Linked DNA regions of Homo sapiens: region 1 is linked to region 2. The links are chromatin contacts, found by Hi-C or POLR2A ChIA-PET in ENCODE. All regions are on one chromosome and are shown on one strand. Each heading gives the region's core, a stretch centred on a gene start or an enhancer-like site at or near the end of the contact. The rest is flanking DNA. Distances are from core to core; before and after follow the strand shown.

Region 1 (3,292 bases), core at 352-2,851, 350 kb before region 2:
CAATCCTCCCACTTCAGCCTCCCAAATTGCTGGGATTAAAGCCATGAGCCACCGTGCCTGGCCCTGCCCCATTTAACTACTGCCTAGCATCCTGGTCTGAATGGAGAGAAGTAATTATAGTTCCCTACGGATGACTCATGACTCCGCAAGGCTCAAATTGCCCTGCCATCTCACTACTACAGTTTGTAAGAACAACTAACAAATCCATTTCTGGTCCCCCAGGGAACATACACTCATTCTCCACTTCTGGGTGTGCTTGAGGCCATGCTGTTGTATCTGGAGAGATGAGGGGCAAGCTGAGGGATAATTGCAGTTGCCACCTCCACCACATTCCCCCCACAGCCTTTCTTAAGGAGCCCAGTGTCTTGCCTTCCCATGGCCACTGTGTCCTAAAAGGGAGAGTCAGAAAGTGGCAAGGGGCTGGACTCACACCCCACTCTCCTGTGTCAGCTGCTGCATGACTGAGCTAGCCTGTCTGGTTCTGAGAGCTCCCAAAGGCTTGCAAGACAGACAGTTGGGTACTGTGAGAATTAGCCCCAGAAGTCCATGTTCAAAAAAAGACAAACCGTTTGTTCCTGAGGAAAGAGATCCTATTTTATTTATCTTTTTTTTTTTTTTTTTTTTTGAGATGGAGTCTCACTCTGTCGCCCAGGCTGGAGTGCAGTGGCGCGATCTCGGCTCACTGCAACCTCCGCCTCCTGGGTTCAAGCGATTCTCCTGCCTCAGCCTCCCAAGTAGCTGGGATTACAGGTGCCCGCCACCACCCCGGCTAATTTTTGTATTTTTAGTAGAAGTGGGGTTTCACCATCTTGGCCAGGCTTGTCTTGAACTCCTGACCTAGTGATCCACCTGCCTCGGCCTCCCAAAGTGCTGGGATTACAGGCGTGAGCCACCACGCCCGGCTTATTTTATTTATCTTTGAGAATTCAGCAACTGGCCCTTGTTAGATACATGAAAAACATCAGTGAAATTTAATTGTTTTTAAAGGGCAGAACGCCTACATGTTGGTTAGAAACAAGCCATAAATCTGACCAATTTCCTGCATGTCAACGTGTCGCCAGTTTTCTGGGAACAGGATGATACCTCTGTCACAGAAGCGATCAAATCCTCTAGGTCCAACTCATAAATCTAAGGGTGTGATGGCTAAACAACCAACATCTGATTTCTGAGAACTGACCTTGGACTATTCAGAAGGTATGGGAATTTCATCCTCCACCTCCCAACCCCTCACATGATTCATACCCAGGAATAAAACAAGGCAGATTTCAGACTGGATTAAGAAAATTTCTAACATCTTATCCAGCCTCTGACAAGTTACCAGGACATTGCACAAAAAGCAGAAACATAAAGAGAGCAAGCCCAGCTCCTAAATCACTTCCTCTCAGCATCAGCACATCAGCAGCCACTGATCCACATTCTGACCCACACGCATGCACCAGACACATGTAATACACTCACAAAGCTTCACCTTAAACTCTTAAGTAGCAGTGACATACAAGACATTATCACAGAACACAGAATCTCACATGTGTTACAGGAGCTCCCCGGACAATACTAACCAAACCGTAAGAATCTAACTCCACCTACCCTTCACCATATCTGTATGAATACTGGGAGCTGGAACATGCACATGTGTCTCTCTGTGCCCTGGATCTGTCAGGTTCTATGGAAAAGGGGAAATATGAAACAGAGACCCTGATGGCTATGAAAAGAATTTCCTGCTATTTGCTTCAAAGACACATAGGCAGGAAACAGTTGGGAAATCTATCAAAACAATCATAGCCTACTCTAGAAACTGAATATTAGAGAGGCAGGCAGAACAGGGAGGGAAGTCATGTTATTACTGGAACATAAGAAGTCTGTGCAATGGCAGGGAAGCTACCAACTGGGCCTCCTTCCCCAGAGCCAAAGGAAGCTCCTGCCTCCAGACTCTCCTCACCACACCCACAGTGGGCCTCTTCAGCCCTTAGAAACACAGAGCTATTCAAGAAGAGATGCAAATAAAACTCACTACTTGTTCCTTTTGGGGGAGGGAGGCACATGTGACAGAAAAAGCAGCATTCGGGGCTCTGCCACACCTGCCTCAACCTACCACTGTTAATCACAGAATCAGAACTTGAGAACACAAAAGATGATCTCACTCAAATCCAACAGCTTACAGATAAGAAAACTCCCGTCCAGAGTGAGCGAGTGACTTTCTCATGGTAACAAAGAACGTCGGTAGCTTAGCTGACACAGAACAAGGCCTCCTCACTCCCAGCCCAGAGCCTTTCCCTCACTTCTGGATCTTCCTGAGGCCAGAGTGTGTGAACATCCCCAAAACTGAGCTGCATAAAACTCTCTGATGTCCTCACCCGAGGCAGTGGGTATAACTGGACTGGCCTTCCAAACTTGCTAGTGGATGAGATGGAAGCAGAAAGATTAATACTTCCTCCTGTTTGTCTGTCTTGCTCAGCTCAGGGCCCTAGGGGAGTCACAAAAGATGAGGACACGTGAAGACTACAGCTGCAGGTAACAGGATCCCCGTTTCACATCCCAGGCTGCAATTCCACTGTCCCCCATTCACTGCTCTCAGCAGTCCCCACTCTTGAGCAGACTGAGGTGAAGCAGCTAAACTTCATGTCACTCCACCTCCATGGCAGAGCATGGCAGGCCCGAGAGAAGTCACTACAACTGCTCCCCTCCCAATGCTCATCGCCCAACCGAGCACCAAACCACATGGAGGTCCTCAGCTGGGAAGTTCCCCAACAGGACAGAGAGAGAAGTGAAACCCATCTGGGGGAGAAAAATAAATGAAAGGTAAATGTAAGAGATGCTGCCTCACAGTGCCTCCTCTGGTATAAAGGCAAGTGCAATTTTATCCACTCTTGGTCCTCCCACCCCACCCCTCCAAGAGCCCAAAGAAAGAAAGAGAGCACGGACCACATTATTGTTTTGGGTTTTGTTTGTTTGTTTGTTTGTTTGAAATGGAGTCTCGCTCTGTCGCTCAGGCTGGAGTGCAGTGGCGTGATCTTGGCTCACTGCTACCTCTACCCACTAGGTTCAAGCAATTCTCCTGCCTCAGCCTCCCTAGTAGCCGGGATTACAGGCATGCGCTACCAAAGCCTGGCTAATTTTTGTATTTTTAGTAGAGACGGGGTTCCACCATGTTGGCCAGGCTGGTCTCAAACTCCTGACCTCAGGTGATCCACCCGCCTCAGACTCCCAAAGTGCTGGGATTACAGGCGTGAACCACCGTGCCGGCCTACATTGTTAATTTTACAGAGGAACAAGACCCAAACTGTGGTGACTG
Region 2 (3,137 bases), core at 59-2,558:
TGCATGCCACCACACCCAGCTAATTTTTTTATATATACATATTTTTTGTAGAGACAGGTTTTTGCCATGTTGCCCAGGCTGGTCTTGAACTCCTGAGCTCAAGCGATCTGCCCACCTTGGCTTCTCAAAGTGCGGGATTATAGGCATGAGCCACGGTGCTCAGCCCAGATGTAGCCTTTCAATACCTGGCTCTTGAAGTAACAGTAACTAGTCTGTTGGGTGCCACCTTTCTTCCAGGCACCATGCCAGTGATGGCCTCTTTGCTCCCATGAATCCTCCCCACAGCTGAGGCTCCAAGGGGTAAAGTGACCTGCCCCAGATTATTCTGTAAGCATGAGTGTTAGAGCCGGCCTGGAAGTCCAGGGCTCTAACCACATGATCCGCGGCTGCTGCTTTTAGCTGTCCTTCACGGAACATGGTTTCTAGCCCCTCCCACCCCGGCCACCAGAGACTCCAGCAGCAGGTGTTCCATTTGCCTTGTAGCATAGACAGCCCTTTACTGAGCAACGCCAAGGGCTTGGGGCTCTTCACTGGGGCTGAGCTCTTTTGCATCTCAGTGGCCCTGCTCTTGTTCTCTCTTTTCCCGGGAAGTCTGCTCCCTTCCTTTACCTGGACAGTTCCTCTTCATCTGAGCCCCAGCCCAGGAGTCCACACCTCTAGGAAGTCATGATGACTTCCCTCCCCCCAGCCGTGCCTGAATCTGCTCGAGGAAATATCAGTTGAAGGAACAAAGACTAGAGGATAGAAGGCAGAACAGGGCAGCCTAGCGCAGACCCAGCCAGGCCACCATCTCTGTGAGCAGCAGACATTCTTGCCTATGCACTCCTAGAGCCACCTCCCCCAGCTCCCCAGGGACCCAGCAGCAGCAAGCTGAGCCTCCACCACCTGCCGTATAGCCCAGGCCCTGATTGTCAAGGGCTCCTTAAACCCCTCCTCCTTTCCTCTCACTCCTCCTTCCCCAGCTTCCCTCAGCTCTGATCTTTCCCTTTCTGTCTTCAACAAGTGCAAAGCTGGGCCAAGTTTGTTTTCTGGGAATTCTCTCTCACAAACTGAGTTGCCCTTTGACGTCATTTCTACAACAGCACCTCCTATGGGCACTGTGCTGGGCCCAGGCTGCAGAGGGACCAGCTCTTCCTGACTTACCTACCCACTGCTCCAGCCTTCCCCGGCTCCTAGGCTCGGATGTCTCTCCCGGGCCGCATCTCATGACCTCCACCCCCCAGTCCACTTCTCATGCCTGCTAAGCTCTGATCCTGCAGTCATTCCACAAACATTTCCTGGCCTCCTGTGTGTCAGGCCATGGCAGGAAGCTGAAGACTTAGGAGTGAGTCACAGCCATCCTTGCCCCTGAGGGGCTCCCCGTCCTGCAGTGGAGCAAGCACATCAGTGAGCCACTAAGAAATGTTTCACTTGAAAGATACTAAGAAGCCCAGGAAAGAGAGTAAAAAACACTCATAAATGCTATCCCTTTGAAATTATATAAAGTACCAAGGAAAAGCCCCCCTTCCAGCCCTCTGATGTCAGCTTCCAAAGTAAATGCTGGTTAAACAGTTTGGCAGGATCCTTCCCTGCAATCTCCTAGCTTGTACAGACGAAGGGGCAATTATAATACAGTTCTATAATTTGTCTGTCCATTGCTCAGTGTGCTGCCTTCTGCCGAGGGGGCTGTGTGGATATTTACCGAATCAATGAGGGATGTTTTGCGGCAGATTTTCAATCAAGGATAGGAGAGATATCTCTCCAGGGAAGTATTTCAGAATGTCTGGGGTAGGGGCAGGCATTGATTGAAAACTTACGTTAACAGTTAAAACATCATTTTATATTGGAGAGTAGGGGGGAAAATTTCCTATTTTCCTAATAGGACCATGGCAAATAAAGCTTGACAAAATCTTTTAGGCTGCTACGACCTAGCGAGTGAAAGTTTCCCAAAGAAACCAACTGAGTGTGATGGGAATGTGGGAAGAGAAATGTGATGTGTGTCTGAGGGAATCAGGACCCACATCTGTCCAGGCTTTCAGGAGGAGGTGGGATCTGAACTCAGGGGAATGGGAAGGAGTTTGCTGGGAAGGGGCTTCCAGGCTGTGGGAATGGCAAGTGCAAAGTGAGAAAACAGGGCAGGCTGTAGCCGCACAAATAGGGATGGATGAGCTGGGAGGGAGGAGCCAAAGCCCAAGTCCAGGTGGCTGAAGAAGACTCAGGAATATTTGGCTCAGATCACTGAAAAGGCCTGGTCTGGAATATCAGGCCCAGCTCCAGGGGTCTGTCTCCCTGTTTCATTGTAGGGCAGGTAAAATGGGTGTCAGCATTTCCAGACTTGTAGCTATCCTGCCCAGGGAGATAAAATACGTCCCCTGGGCCGGGCAGGGTGGCTCAGGCCTGTAATTCCAGCACTCTGGGAGGCCGAGGTGGGCGGATCGCTTGAGGTCAGGAGTTCAAGACCAGTCTGGCCAACATGGTAAAACCCCGTCTCTACTAAAAGTACAAAAATTAGCCGGCCGTGGTGGCATGCGCCTGTAATCCTAGCTACTCGGGTGGCTGAGGCAAGAGAATTGCTTGAACCCAGGAGGTGGAGGCTGCAGTGAGCCAAGATCGTGCCACTGCACTCCAGCCTGGGCAACAGAGTGAGACTCTGTCTCAATAAAATAAACAAACAAAAACACGTCCCCTGGCTAGATTTGAGCCCTTGCCCTCGACCCCAGAGAAGGCAAGGTCAGCCCTACCTGGACCTCGTGACTTGAGGATGGGAAAGTGTAACCCCTGAAAGAGATGGGTTCTGTTGCTTGAATAAGTTGAAGAAGGGGCAGTGGGTACCAGGCCAATCAAAACTGCCCACCTGGAGGTGTGTGGTCAGTTCATCCACAGGGCCTTGGAGTCCAGGAGCCTGGCCCAGGCATGCCAGTTGCTCCCACTGGTTCCTGGGTTGGGATCTGCTGTTGCCTGTCTGTCCTGGAATTTTAGCATAAGGTAGCATGTGATGTAATATGCAGTCCATATGTAGGTATTTTTTTCTCCCTGTTGAATCATTCTCCATTTGTGGTATTCTGCCCTGATCGCCACAACTTCCTGGGTTCCATGTCACAGGGCCAACCACTGGGGGTCCAGAGAAGAACCCACACTGGAGAACGGCCACTCCTCTG

Evidence for each region. A loop is a pair of places that touch in the nucleus more often than their neighbours do. ChIA-PET counts read pairs that join two places held with the same protein, here RNA polymerase II (POLR2A). Pooled maps may share reads with other maps.
Region 1: a pooled map shows a loop between it and region 2 (2.4-fold over the local background). The contact joins two enhancer-like sites. A Hi-C loop is called at or near these places in 4 of 50 pooled maps. POLR2A ChIA-PET finds 5 or more read pairs at or near these places in 4 of 52 experiments (GM10248, OCI-LY7, activated CD4-positive, alpha-beta memory T cell and 1 more).

The regions. Positions count from the first base shown.
Region 1 is chr19:42,465,425-42,468,716 of GRCh38, reverse strand. The region is part of intron 1 of LIPE-AS1 (LIPE antisense RNA 1); the gene reads right to left. Among named protein-coding and RNA genes, the nearest start is that of CXCL17, 24 kb to the right of the region's middle. RefSeq lists enhancers at 2,626-2,835, 2,580-3,080. Within about 2 kb of position 1,601, at least 9 of the 41 ENCODE cell types and tissues checked have a DNase peak (open chromatin) inside an H3K27ac peak, as active enhancers do; they include OCI-LY7, where a contact is called at or near this core.
Region 2 is chr19:42,111,887-42,115,023 of GRCh38, reverse strand. All of the region lies in intron 5 of POU2F2 (POU class 2 homeobox 2), which reads left to right. Among named protein-coding and RNA genes, the nearest start is that of POU2F2, 19 kb to the left of the region's middle. RefSeq lists an enhancer at 554-713. Within about 2 kb of position 1,308, at least 8 of the 41 ENCODE cell types and tissues checked have a DNase peak (open chromatin) inside an H3K27ac peak, as active enhancers do; they include OCI-LY7, where a contact is called at or near this core.